Linked DNA regions of Homo sapiens: region 1 is linked to region 2. The links are chromatin contacts, found by Hi-C or POLR2A ChIA-PET in ENCODE. All regions are on one chromosome and are shown on one strand. Each heading gives the region's core, a stretch centred on a gene start or an enhancer-like site at or near the end of the contact. The rest is flanking DNA. Distances are from core to core; before and after follow the strand shown. Region 1 has its middle 37 kb from the start of NRN1. Region 2 overlaps LOC107986516 (a long non-coding RNA gene).

Evidence for each region. Hi-C counts contacts between places; a loop is a spot of excess contacts on that map. ChIA-PET counts read pairs that join two places held with the same protein, here RNA polymerase II (POLR2A). Pooled maps may share reads with other maps.
Region 1: a loop to region 2 is called in a pooled map, with 5 times the contacts of the local background. The contact joins two enhancer-like sites. A Hi-C loop is called at or near these places in 1 of 168 maps with a recorded cell type or tissue (psoas muscle) and 2 of 50 pooled maps. POLR2A ChIA-PET finds 5 or more read pairs at or near these places in 3 of 52 experiments (BJ, H1 and OCI-LY7).

The regions. Positions count from the first base shown.
Region 1 is chr6:5,966,085-5,973,615 of GRCh38, reverse strand. It overlaps the pseudogene PKMP5. Among named protein-coding and RNA genes, the nearest start is that of NRN1, 37 kb to the left of the region's middle. Within about 2 kb of position 4,580, at least 3 of the 41 ENCODE cell types and tissues checked have a DNase peak (open chromatin) inside an H3K27ac peak, as active enhancers do.
Region 2 is chr6:5,904,279-5,911,622 of GRCh38, reverse strand. All of the region lies in intron 1 of LOC107986516 (a long non-coding RNA gene), which reads right to left. Among named protein-coding and RNA genes, the nearest start is that of NRN1, 99 kb to the left of the region's middle. RefSeq lists an enhancer at 4,896-6,095. Within about 2 kb of position 5,727, at least 6 of the 41 ENCODE cell types and tissues checked have a DNase peak (open chromatin) inside an H3K27ac peak, as active enhancers do.

The DNA of each region.
Region 1 (7,531 bases), core at 3,331-5,830, 63 kb before region 2:
GGCAGAACTCCTCAAATAATTGCAAGTGGTAGATGGTGGCCTCTGCCTCACAGGCAATCAGGTGCTGCATGTGCACAGCCTCCAGAGGATAGTTCCCTTTGGCTGTTTCTCCAGACAGCATGATGCAGTCAGCTTCCACCAGAACTGCATTGGCCACACCACTGCCCTCAGCCCAAGTGGGGTGGAGCTTCTTGATCACATCCTCTAGCATCTGAGTGGCAAGATGACAGGCTTCCCAGCTTGGTTGCACCACCCAATCATCATCCTCTGAGCAAGGCAGACCTTCCCTGCAGGAATCTCATCTCGACGGCTTGTGGTGGATCACCACGAGCTACCATAATCCCATCGCTGGCCTCCAGGATTTCATCAAACCTCCAACCCCCATCATGATTCTCAATTTTGCTGGTTATCTTGCTGTTCTTTCCTTTCTCTCCCAAGACCTTCCTAACTTCATGGACATCAGATGTCTTGCAGATGAATGATGAAAACATCATATCGACATCTTGCTCGCCCCCAAACTTCAGGTCCTGGATGTCCTTCTCCAACATGGCAGACAGGTCCACGGCAGCCCCAGGAAGGTTCACACTCTTCTTGCTGCCCAAGGAGCCACCATTTTCCACCTCTGTCACCAGAAAGTGAGCATCCTTCTGCTTCACTTGGAGAGAAATTAGCCCATCATCCACGTAGATCTTGCAGCCCACTTCCACCACCTTGCAGATGTTCTTGTAGTCCCGCCACAGGATGTTCTCTTACCCTTTTCCATGTAGGTATTATCCAGCGTGAACTTGAGAGTGGCTCCCTTCTTCAGCTCCACCTCTGCAGTGCCGCTGCCCTTGACGGGCCCAGTTGGGATCTCAGGTCCTTTAGTGTCTGGAGCCACAGCAATGGGCTGGTAGAGGATGGAGTCAGAAGCAAAGCTTTCCGTGGCTGTGCGCACGTTCTTGATGGTCTCTGTATGGTACTCATGGGCTCCATGAGAGTTCAGATGAGCCACATTAATTCCAGACTTAATCGTTTTCTTCAGCATCTCTAGCAATGGAGAAGCTGGGCCCATAGTACAGATGATGCCAGTGCTCCAGGCTGTGATGGGTGGCGAGTCAGTGTCCAGGCAGCACATGTGCTCCAAGAATGTGTCAGCCATGGCTGCGTGCAGCTGCTGGGTCTGAATGAAGGCAGCCCTGGCTTCACTATGGGGCTTCAACATGGCTTCTGAGGTCCTCCAGTGCTGACCGACTTGGGCTACGCTGCAAACGCAGAGAGGTCAGGAGCCCCGGGATGTGCAGCAGCTGTGCCCACTTTCATTTCTAATTATAGAAATTTGAGTGGTCTTTTTTCCTTAATTCATGTAGCTAAAGGTTTGTCAATTATGTTGATCTTTTCAAATAACCAACTTTTTTTGATTTTTTTGATTTTTCGTATTATTTTTCTATTTTCCAGTTCATTTATCTCTGCTCTAGTTTTTCTTAAGGAAAATATATTTTTTAAAACATAAATTAGCTTTCTTTATTGTTAGTTACTAACTTTGAAAGTTTTATTCTTTTTTAAGGAAACATTTTTAAAAACATAAATTAGCTTTCTTTATTGTTCGCTACTAATTTTGAAAGTTTTATTCTGCATATGGTAACATGGTACACAATTATTTTTAAAAATTTCAATCTCCACAAATGCTTGTGTTTGAAAATCATCTTGTTCTTCTTCTCTAAATCCTTATGCAGCTGGAATCTATTTTATCATTTTAACTTTATTTTTTATCTTATTTTATTTTATTAAAGATTCAGGGGTTCCATGTGCAGGTTTGTTACACAGATATATTGCATAATGCTGGGGTTTGGAATTCTAGTGAACCCATCACCTAAACAGTGAACATAGTACTCTACAGGTATTTGGAAAGGAATTTTTAGTGAGAGAGATAATAAGACATTTTATGCTAATGTCAATGATCCCAAAGAGAAGAAAAATTAATGATGTAGCAAAAGGATTTCTGGAAGAATGTTTCTGGGTTTGTTAGAGGAGGTGTCGTTTAGCATGAAGTGGTAGGATGGTTTTGATAAGAGCATCGATAGGAAATCTGAGGTCCTGGGTGGGAAGGCAGAGAAAGTGGGTACAGATAGGTGAGCAAATGTCAGGGCAATTACTGCTGCAAGAGAATCATTACTTCTGTGTGCCTTCCTTATCTCTATAGCTATACTCTGGGGTGGGATAGAAAAGAAACAGAATAGGAGGCAGGAACTGGCTTTATTATTTCTCCAGCTGGGAAATCTGCAGTGTGCCCAGCAGTCCATAATGGAACATGGGCCAAGGTTGTGGGGTGATGTAATTCATGAAGGACATGATTTCCAAATGGCATCAAGAGATGGTCATTGTGTGAGTGTGTGTGAAAGGTGTCAAACCTAAACATTTGAAATAGATGACAGTATGTGCTTCTTTATTATTTTAAAAATATTATTTAGGGTCCTCAAACAAGAGAACTAACTTAGATGTCTCATCCTCTGATAGGTCCTACCTGCCTTACACGCTAACTTGATCATCTTTCTCACATTGAATTATAGTGAACAATGACTAAAGTTTAGCTGGTTTTTTACTGGCTTGTCTTGTAAAGGTCCCAGGGCCTGCATAGGATTGTCACAGAATGGGGCTGAGGTATGTGCCTTCAGCCTAGCTACCTCATTCCTCTATGCCATGGAGGGAGAGGACTCACTACCATTTCACACATTTCTCTACCCTCTGTTTCCTGTGGGTTATATAAGATCTGGTGGCTTGATTAGCTTCAGATTCCATCTAGATGGTGCTAGTATTGTGTATTTTGTGACATCTGGGATACATCATGTCTGCCAGTTCCACTGTTCCATTTCCAGTAGGCTAAGGTTGACCAGTGGGTTCATGGATACCCATCTGTTAGCAAGGCCTCGCTCAACCTTCACTTCATGGTTTTGATAGCCATTGATGATCATTCCTGATACCATTATTTCAATGAGTTGCAAATTGGTGATTTTCTAATTCTAACATTCCTCCTCCATTATCGATTGTGATTTTTTTTTTTTTTCTTTTTGAGACGGAGTTTTGCTCTTGTTGCCCAGGCTGGAGTGCAATGGCACTATCTGGGCTCACCACAACCTCCACCTCCGGGGTTCAAGCAATTCTCCTGCCTCAGCCTCCCGAGTAGCTGGGATTACAGGCATGCACCACCACACCTGGCTACTTTTGTATTTTTAGTAGAGGCAGTGCTTCTCCATGTTGGGTCAGGCTAGTCTCGAACTCCTGACCTTAGAGGTGATCTGCCCACCTTGGCCTCCCAAAGTGCTGGGATTACAGGCATGAGCCACCGCGCCCGGCCAATTGTGATTTTTCTATAAATGAAAACTTTTCTTCATGAGCTACTTGGTTTCTCTGAAAAAAAAAATGAATACAGAAGAAACAGGATGGATGTTTTATTCCTTTCCTCTATTCATCAGTCTTCAGAATAATGACTTGGTGCCCAAGCAACTCCCAAAGGTAGTTAACCACTGAGTTGCGTGTTGCGGTTTTTGTGAGAGGGTGGTATGGTGTATTATTATAAACTCTTGGATTTTTATATGCTTGACATTTTCAATCCATTTCAGCCATTATTCTTTTTTATCCAAATTATCCATCTCTAGCCAGTGAGTATCATTTCAAGTTGATGCATGTGTCCTTTCAACATGACCCCAGGAATCTAATCTTTGACTGCTTCTTTTCTTTCTGTCTCAATTTATGCATTTCCTGCCCCAGACCTGGAAATGGCTACTTTTCTAAGGAGCCCTGGTACCTTTTTGTGAAAGGTATATAAAGTCCACATTCTGAGTGTCTGTAAAGTCTTCTAAGTTGTTTTCTAGGTTCTACTCCCCCCCTCACAGATCTACCATAAGTAGCATTCCCATATGAAAATTCCTGGACCCCTGGTGGGATAGATCATCCCGCTGCTAAAGACCTTTCAGCAAACTTTTGGGGCCAACAGCATACAAGCCATTCACATCAGCTAAGACATTCCTGCCCCTGGCCCTGCTTTTTCTCTCACTGCAGCTTTGCAAGAACACTAGGATACAGGATACAGCCAGGCAGCCCTGGCTCCTGGAGAACTTCATGCCACCCTATATGTGTCATGGTTGGGGTTGAGCCAGAGTCAAGCCAGAGAATGGGGTGTGGGACACGACAGCACCAGGGTTGGTCCCATCTCTATCATTTGCAAGCTGGGTGATTTCGAGTTCATCATCTCTCCCTCAGTGCCTGCAGGCTCCTCATTTACAGAAAAGGAGAGGAAAACAACAACCTCACAGGGTCATTGTGAAGATTAACTGGGACCTACATACAGCACCGAACCCAGGACACTAAAAGACCATAAATAATAGTTTCCTGCCCTTTCCCAGATCACTTACCCTCAGTTATATAATCAGATGGTTCAGAATCTAAAAATTCTGAGTTCTTCCTAAAGTGCTGCAGCTATTTTTACCTGTCCTTTCACAAAAGGTTACAGTCCTGTCCTGTTGTCGGGGAGAGGGCAGCCCTGAGTCACTTCCTCCCTCCCTGTGCTGGTCCTTCTGTGCCGAGCTGGACCAAGGCCAGGCTGCTCACCGAGAGCTGCCCATGCCACGACGGCTTATGCTCGCTGACATTCAGGAGGGTTTCTGTAAAACCACGGGCTTTGCAGGAGACTGGGCTGATCTCCCACTTCCTGAATTGGTCATGCACTTTTACTTCCCTGACATCCTTTTTCTGAAATTGATCAATGTTTCTCCCAAAGTCAGCAATAACTAGCAGGTGGTTGATATTCAGATTTGAGGCTGATGTCTTCGGACTTCAAACAAGTGATAAGACTCTTTCCTTTGAAAGACAAAAATGTATGTATAGCTGTGATCCACAGCTTGACAGCACCTCGGGATGACCAGAGGAGCTTAAAAATAGGGATGCCTGCATCCCACTCCAGAGGCTCTGACATAATTGGTCTGGGGTGTGGCCTGGGCATTGGGGGTAGTTTATAAACACCCCCAGGTGATTCTAATGTGCAATGAAGGGTGAGAATGGGTAAAAAGTAAGTGCTTAGGTAAGTGCAGTTTCTCTGCCCCCAAGCAGGTGTCTTATCAGCTGGCGAGCCACAAAGTAAAGTTGGCCTTTTTTTTTTTTTTTTTTTGCATGACAACTTTTTTTATATATACTTTAAGTTCTAGGGTACATGTGCACAATGTGCAGGTTTGTTACATAGGTATACATGTGCCATGTTGGTTTGCTGCACCCATCAACTCATCATTTACATTAGGTATTTCTCCTAATGCTATCCCTCCCCCAGCCCCCCACCAATGTAAAAATGGCCTTTCTCTGGCTTTCAGGACTCTCCCGTGTGTCATGCCTACAGGTGAGTCAAAAATGAAAGCACCTGCCAAGTTACAGAAGGTTTATGAGCCATGCCAAAGGGTCTGGGCTAGCTCTTGCTAAAACCCTTGTCCAAGAGTTTTCAGCAGAATGAAAAGTTGGTCAGGTTTGCGTTGTAGGAAATATTGCCTGGCAGCACTGAAGAGAATGAATCTGAGTGGCGATGGTCACAGGAAGCTAAGAGACCACTGAGGTCCCAGCAAGAAGGTAAGAACCTGAAAAAATGCAAGTACCATAGCAGAAGGCCAGGGCATGGAGAAGAAGAAAGAGGGGGCTTCTCCTCTTCCCAGTGGTGCTGGCCCAGGACTCTTGGCCTCTCTACACTGAGCCCATTCTCCCTGTTGCCTTGTGATTTGTTGGACTTTTGTGTGCAGGCCTCAGTGTCTCCACTGACTTGTTTCTTACTCGTAATAATGACTCACATTAATTATGCTTTGGCTGTGGGCCAGCCACCCACTCAGAACATCTCACTTTACCAATAAGAAGACTAAAGCTTAGAAAGGTTAAGTGATTTGCCCAAGGTCACACAGCCAGTAGGAAGTGAAGGCAGATACAGAGGCAGATTTCTGACCAGTAATCTACCCATTTCCACTTCTACCTGTACTGCCTCTGTGCTTCTCCCCTGGCTGAGGCCACCTCCTTTTGAATTGAGCCTCAGAACCTGCCGCACCCACAGGCTCTTTCCAACTTTCTATCCTGGGGCCTCCTGGTCAGCCTGACCTTGGAGTCTTGGTGCTCACAAGAAGGAGAGGGTCCAGCTTGTGGTTCCATTGACTTGATTGACCAACCTCTTAAAATAGTTCTAATTTACATTATTTCAACTCCTACTGCCTCATAGCTAAAAAAGACCCCCTGGTCCCTTAAGTTTCTCACATGCTAAAGTATTAAAACTCCATAAATTCCCCTTTTTTTTTCAGAGAAAATTTTTTAAAATAGTATTTATAAAAAACTTAACCTTTGTGAACGGGTCAGAGTTACAGGCTGTAGGTGTGAGTAGTTTAGAAGTTTCTGTGTTAAGACTTTGAGTTCAGGTTCCCAGTATGCCTAGAGAAATCCAGAAAGCATAGAGGGAAGGAGAGAAGGCTTACACTTTAAGAATTTCTGTGCCAACACTGTTTGAAATGCAGCCTGGAATTACCCCCACAATAGTTAGAACAAATCTTGGGATCTTAAGAAGAACTGATTCTCTAATCATTGCTCCTTTGCTCATTAGCTGTCGCTGACTAAAAATCTATTTGAAACATACCAGTGATGTCATTTTACAAAGGATAGAGTTAAATGGAAATATTACAATGCTATCTATAGGAAAAACCTGTGAAATATACAAAAGCAAAGCTCAGAGAGACTGTTGGTAACAGGTGAAATGTGTGAAGTGGTGGACAGTAATATACAGAGTAGACTATAATTTGTTGCTGAGAGTCTTTAACAATACAGATAATGGTTAAGAGCCTGGTGTTTGGGTTAGACAGGTCTGCTTTCAAGTACAATTTATTTTTCTTGTTTTCTTTTTCTTTTTTCAACTTTTAGGTTTAGGGATACATGTGAGAGTTTGTTACATGTCACAGGGTTTGCTGTACAGTACAGTTTCTAATATATATATTTTGAGACAGAGTCTTGCTACTATGCCCAGGCTGGAGTGCAATGGCACGATCTCAGCTCACTGCAACCTCCGCTTCCTAGGTTCAAGTGACTCTCCTACCTCAGCCTCCCAAGTAGCCGGGACTACAGGCGCATGCCACCATGCCTGCCTAATTTTTGTATTTTTAGTAGAGACGGGGTCTCACCATATTGGCTAGGTTGGTCTTGAACTCCTGACCTCAAGTGATCCACCTGCCTCAGCCTCCCAAAGTGCTGGGATTACAGGCATTAGCCACTGTGCCCGGCTCCTATTACATATTAACTTAGAAAGTTTGGCAAGTTATTTAGCCTCTGGTAGCATCAGTTTCCTCATCTGTATAATAGGGATGTCATAATGAGAGATAATCTATGTAAGGTACTATCACAGCATTGCCATACAGTGTACACTCACTCACTGTTAATCATGGCCAAAAAGTATGTAACATGGATTAAGGAAATGGTACCACTGGAAACTGACAGAGCCTTCTTAAGATCCCAAGAAGAAGTGATTCTCTAATCATTGCTATGGCTA
Region 2 (7,344 bases), core at 4,478-6,977:
GGAAAATGTGCGTAATAAAAAAAGACTTCTTTGTGTGTTGTTAGGCTTCTTTAAACTCTGTCCAAATAATTGGTGCCATTTCTGTCTCCCTACTAAACTCTTACTGATACAGCAGCCTATTTTTTTTTCTCTAATATATCCCATCAGCTCAGAGGGATTTGCAAACCACATCATATCAGTCATATCACTCTCTTCTGATGGCTTCTATTATTCTTTAGAAGAACTAAAAACCTACAAATATAAACTACTTTGTATTGATTACCTATTATAACCCAAGCACTGCTTTTCTTCCAGCATTATCCTTAAATTCCAATCCCCTTACCTTCTCTGATCTGACCCATGCAAGCCTCTCCAGCTTCACTGCTACCCTTGTCTACTTCCTGTCCTCTACCTCACACCAACCTGTTGGGTGTCTCAAACACCTGAAGTTTGTTTCCACTTCAGGATCCTTTTACCCTGGCTAGTTCTTCCCTGGAACATTCTTCATCCAGATATTTGACACTTCTTATTGATAGGATCTCTGCTTGAATATCATTCTGAGGGAGTTTCTCAACCTTTCTATCAAAATTAGCCACCCCCTTGTTTCTCCCCACCATCAACACCACCAACATTCCCCTTCCGTTCTATTTCCCTGCTCAATGTTTTTCAAAATGTCACTATTGGAAATTAAGTTATTTATTTATGTTCCTATTAGGTTTTAGGTTCTTTGGTAGGTTGAATGATGGCTCCTCAAAGATGCCCACTTCCTAATTCCTGTAACCTGTGAATGCATTGTCATACAGGGCAAAAAGACTTGGAAGATTAAGTGAAAGATCTTGAGATGATGCAATTATCCTAGATTATTTAGGTGAGCCCAATGTAATCACAACAATCTTTATAAGAGGGAGGCAGCAGGGCCACACTCACAGAAAGGGACATGGCGATGGAAGCAGAGGGACCTAAAAAGTGATGTGGTGCTGGAAGCAGGGGCTGGAGCAGGAGGTGGAAAGATGCACTTTGAAGATAGAGGAAGAAGCCATGTGCCAAGGACTGTAGGTGGCTTCTAGGACCTGGAAAAAGAAGAAAATTGATTCTCTCCTAGAACCTTCCAAAGAAACTAGCACAGCATATATACCTTGACTTTTGCCCAGTGAGACTAATTTTGGTCTTCTGGCCTTCAGAACTATAAGATAATAAATATGTATTGTTTTAAGCCATTATGTTTGTGACAATTTGTTACAGCAACAATAGTAATCTCATACCAGTTTCTACTCAGGAACAGAAGCTCCATTAAGGAGTCACATTATCTTTATTTATTTGATATCCTGTATCTAATATCATCAAATCAATCATATTCGCTCCTCCTTTGGAATATATCCCAAATCCAGTGACTTCTCAAGGCCTCGGACACTAAGACCATAGTCCAAGCTACTATTTTCTTTCACTAGGAGTACTGCCAGACCTCCTAATTGATCCCCCTGCATCTACTCTTGACCACTAAAGTCTATAGTCCACAGAGAAACCAGAGGAATCTTCTTTAAACATAAATCACAACATCACAGGTTCCTGCTGAAAACTCCAATGGCTTTTCTTATCACTCCAAGGAGAATCCAAAGTCCTTACTGGGGCTGCAAGGCCACACGCCATCTGCTCCTGGGATTCTCTCTGACCTCATCCCCAGGCATTCCACCGTATGCGCTCCCAATAAGGCAGTTCATGAATATTTGATGGATACATGACAGATTGGGACAAGGAGGCATTTCATGAATAATGCATCTCATGAATATTTGGTGGATATATAACAGAAAGGGAGTTCCAAGGAGAGGGAGGCCCATGATGGTCGAAGGTAGTCGGGGAGGATCCATGGAGGAAGCAGGGTCTGAATAATTTTTAACATGTGGATGAGAGAAGAAAAAGAGAAAGAGACATTCCAGGCAGTGAAAATGACCTGGATAAAGGCATAATTTCAAGGAAAACAAACTGATCCCTGTGGGACCCATGTACCAGGTCAGTGATGGCCTTTGACTCTTCTCAACTCTCTGAAAGTCACTTCTGTCCCCTTATGTCCCATATGTTGTGACTGTCAGAACTGGAACCAACATAAAGGTGTGATAAGAATTGTACATAGTAAGTGCTCCGTGTCACAGCCTCCAAGTGTTAAACCTTTATGACACGTTTTTATGTTAATAAATATAAAAATTTTCACTAGAAACAGGCCTAAATTGTTATTTCCTGTCAAGTAATATTAAAGCAGGATGTGTAGGTGTGTCTCCTCTTCTAAGCTCCAATACTGTGTGTCATATTCATCTTGCTATGCTCACAATACAGCATAGTGTGACATATATTGGTGAACAATTTTTGATTTAATGAATGAAGGCCCAGCTTTTGGTTCTTTAGAATCCCTAGATGTTTTACTGTTGTGTCATAAAAACACACTGAACACACACACACAACTTCAAGATGTTCTACTATAGCATGTATTATGACAAAGTATTAAGGACTAAGAATATGGACTAGCTGTATCAGGAATCATGGAAGTGCTCCAATAACAAAACAGCAGCAGCAACAACAATTTGTTAGTTGGGAATTGTGCTAAATGCTTTAGAAGTAATTTCTCATTTAATCTATAATAATTTTATCCTGAGGGAGATAGTATTGTTAATTCCATTCTATAGATAAGAAAATAGCAGCTAAGAGAGGGTACGTGACTTACGTAAGGTTGTAAGTGGCACAGGCAGGATTTGAACCTAGGACTGTGCTTCCAAGTGACCTCAGCTGATTAAAGTATGATGAGGCATTTTGACCCTATCCCAGGGTTTCACTGTGCGGCATGGGACTCAGCGGACATGCTTGCTTAAATGCAGATCACTGGGCCACTCTCCCAAAGATTTTGATTTAGTAGTACTGGCATGAGACCCAGGAATCTGCCTCGAAGATTCACATGCATCTCTGTACTGCTCACTGAATAGAGCAGGGAGTTATTCTTTTTTAGTTCAGCTATACAAATGGAAACAGCATCTTGTGGATGGACATGAATAAGATTAACTCAGAAAAACCCAAGACCAAAAAGATCAATTTGTGTCCCCACCAATGGTCTCAGCTGAACAATTCTGCAGGAGGCCAGCTTAATTAAACTACAACATGATGGCAAGAGCTAAGTGGTTAAAGAAAAATTACCAACATATCCTTTTCCTACCTAGTGTTTACTGTGCGGTACTAAAAGAAATCACAGTTTTCTCAACCTCTTCAAAGCAGAGGCTGGGGCTGGGCATAACAGCAGGTGCATTTATCAGTTGAGGTCAAGACAAACACAGGGATGGCATCAATTGGTGTGAACAATTTTCTTGGGTGATCTGGGCCAACCAGCCCAGTATTTGGGGATTAAGCACATAGGTTTTAGGGTTTGACCAACCCAAATTTCGTTTCTGGCTTCCTGAACAATCAGCTGTACTACCTTAAGCTGCTCAGCCTCTGTTTCTCCATATTTAGGATGAGGATACTAATAGAACCCATTTCATGAAGTGAGTATTCGATTCGAGAATGTCCGCAATCCACTTATTCCTGGTATGCAGCAAGTGCTCAACAAGTGGTCAGTTTGATTATCATAGTTATCATCTTCAAGTTCTTTTCTGCCTTAATTACCTACTCGATTTTGCTTATACAAAAAAGCCACTGTTAGGACTTCTTTTTTCTATTAATGTTTCCTGGAATGCATCCAGTGTTCTCCCCTATGATACATCCAGTATTCCATTCATGAGAAGTGACCTTCAGCCCTCAGCCTTGATGTGACAGCTGAGCTCTTCGAGTGGTCAATCTGCCCATACCTCCAAGTCCTAATGCCACTGCACTTAAAGCCTATGGCCTGCTTTGGGTTGTGTCAGAGACTTTCCTTACCCCTGGTTGTTATGCTGAGTGTGCAGAGCATAGTATATGCTCAAGAAAAACTTGTTGAGTGTAAATTCGTACGTAAAGCCCTGTATTTCAGGAATTACCCAGAGGCCCTGTGATTCCCATAATAGGAGATACATAAGAAAGTGGGATATTTTTCTTTCTAACTTTTATTTTAGGTTCAAGAATACACATGCAGGTTTGTTACATGGGTAAACTGCATGTTGCAGGGGTTTTGTCTCCCAGGTAATCAGCATAATACCCAATAGGAATACCGGATAGGTAGTTTTTCTATCCTCATTCTCCTCCCACTCTTCACCCTCAAGTAGGCTCCAGAGTCTGTTGTTCCCTTCTTTATGTCCATGCGTTCTCAATGTTTAGCTCCCACTTGTAAGTGATAGCATGTTGTATTTGGTTTTCTGTCCCTGCATTAGTTTCCTTAAAATCATGCCCTCCAGCTCCATCCATCTTGCTTCAAAGGATATGATTGCATGCTTTTTCGTGGCTGGATACTATTCCATGGTGCCAGTGTACCGCATTTTCTTTATCTAGTCCTCTGCTGATGGGCATCTAGGTTGATTTCTTGTCTCTGCTACTGTGGACAGTCCTGTGATGAACACATGCATGCATGTGTCTTTATGGTAGCAAGTGGGTTTCACTGGAACTTGATTGCTATGACTCTATAGAAATGATAGTAATATTTAATGCAGAGTAAGGGTAATTTGTGTCAATGTAAAGTCTGAACAAAATTGGGTCTTGGGTAAAATTTTTCAAAAAATATTTAAAATGTGTTCCCTGATGTTGGGACACCTACTCAGATGTCAGTAGGAGAAATGAGAGGTTGGCCTTGCTGGCCTTCACCTACTGGCCTTGGCTGTTACCCTGGTGCAGTATTTTGCCTGGGGTTTGAGATTCCTGACAATAAATTATTACCTGCCAGATGTCTCATAAAAATAAAAAATGATTTTATGAAGAAACCCAAGATCTCATCAGCCTTTTGAACGGACACCAAAGTCCTTTTAGCCCTTTTCCCTTATAAGGGAAAGCCACATAAGATGCAACCTTCTGAGTGGCCCCAATGTGGCAGCATTAAGAGTGTGGGCTCTGAAATCCAGCTGTAGTTTTCATTGCCTGTGTGAGCCTGGGCTGTTCACTTAATTTCCCAGCATCTCAGTTTCCACATCTGTAAAATCTGATGAATGAATGTAACATACTTACATATTGCATGGTAATGTTTGCTGTTATTCCTTGGCAGGCTGATACCCGCCTGTATCAGCCATGGTCCAGTTCCAGGAATAGGAAACCACTTCAGCTATTTTTAAGGAAAGAAAATGTAATGCATTGGAAGGGCTGGAGGAAGGACTCCAGGAGATGGCCTTGGAACTGCTGAGCTCAAGAGTAAGAAGCCACAGCTGAGATGCAGAGATCGGGAAGCGAGTGATCCCACCACTAGGAAGCCGAGGACCAGACAGAGCTGAGCTGGTCACCACAGCCACAAGAATGCCTTTCAGATCCATGAAGACAAGTCTGGACATGCTTCACAGGCCCGTCTGTGATGGCCCCAGCGGTCCCTGCCTTCAGGTGTCCACGCCCTTGTGTAGCCTCCTCCCACATGGTACCAGGGATGGTCTGTGTGAGCAACAGAATACAGCAGAAGTGAGGGTGTGCCACTTATAAGACTGGGTTTCAGAAGACACTGTGACTTCTATCTCAGTAAGGGACTCATAGTCTGTTTCTCTCCCAGGTCTTTTGTTCTGGGGGAAACCGGTTGCCTTGTCTTGAGGACACTCAGGCGGCCCTGGGGAGAAGCCCACGTGGTGAGGAACTGAGGCCTCCTGCCAACAACCGTGTGAGTAAGCGTGGAGGCAGCTTCTCCAGCTGACAGCTGACTACAGCCTCGTGAGAGGCCCTGGGCCAGAACCACCCAGTTAAGCTGCTCCCAGACTGCTGACCCACAGAACCAGGGGAGAGAAGAAATGTTTACTATAGTGAGCTGCTGACTTCTGGAGCAATTTGTTACTCAGCAATAGATAAATAATACAGCATCTAACTGGGAAGACTTAATTCGCCTCCCAATCCTGGCAGCAGGGAATGTGAGGCATAGATTTTAGCCTTCCAGTGCTGCGGCGCAGAGCAGTCCATGAGGAGGAGGGGCTGGCTGCTGAATGGTCTAATCCACAGAACGTGCCACACCATTTTCTACCAGGGAGGCTGACGTGGATAGTGTTTTTAAGAAGCAAGGGATCTGATAACCAACATATTCCAGAGAACTCCCTCTTGCCAGAATCTTGTCCGCCTTCATTCACCATTACAAATGAAGTCCTTCTTTTTTTGTGATGATTGGCATTCACCAACAGTTTGCCTCTTTCCCTCGATGACACAGAGAGAAGAGAATTCTTTCTGTATCACATAGAGCTTTCACAAAGAATGTCTCAGGATTCTCTGCTAAGCAGAACCCTTTCCTCTTAGGGGCTTACAGTGAAGTGCAAACACTGTAGCAACATAAAGAAACCTGTGCAAGACAACAGCCTGGGACATGAAGCCCTGCTTGGAGGCTAGTAGCAGACCCATTTGACCGGACCCACTTTGGCTATTGTTGAACAATTCTTGAGCAGTTTCAGCGACCCTCTGCCCACACCACCTGAGGTGGATCCTGAAGGGATCCAAATTACCCTATTTAAAGGGGAAATTGTTTTCCTTGGTGATTCTCAGAAGTACACGAAGGAAAAGTCTATGCTTTATAAAAGCTAATGCATGGCCTTTGCAAGTTCCCACACAAGGAAGTAACTGAGGCAGGTGCTAGTTGCAACAACAGAGACATGTGTGCCTTTGTTTTCCAGAAACCACGAGAGCCATTTAACAGGGAAAGGGTGTACTGGGACTGGACCTTGGCTTGGGGGACCAAGGCAGGGCTCCGTATGGAGGCAGTAAGACAGGTAATTCTCAGAGGGTTAGTGTGGAGATCATTAGTAGCTTTTCTCTGAGAAATTAACAGAAGGGGCAAGAGTGTGAAAATGTCCCAGGGTAGATGCTGTCCGTGAGTGAGAGTGCTGAATAGCCAATGATTTATTAAGTGACCTTTAGAAGAGTTAAGCAGGGTGACAAGCGCATTTAATTTGCACTTAGGGCTTGTGTTTCTTTAAACATGGAGTATTACTAGAGGAACTTTTCTTATCTAAAAAACTATATGGTTTGGGAAAAGTAAAGATAAGTAAATATTATATAATTTTCTGACTCTCTTAGTTTTTTTTATAACTACAAAAAGCTTAGCCCAAATCTACCCTGGACACAGTTATCAGTTTATCAGGTGGCTCTCTGTCCCTGACTAGTGTGTTCTGACTTCATTCAATACACACACACACACACACACATCAACACTCTAAACGGATCCTTGGGCTCAGAGTTTTGAATTGCTGAGCATCAGCTGGTGAGCAAACACTCTGAGATGTTCTGTGCTGTGCTTCTGCCAGTTCAGTT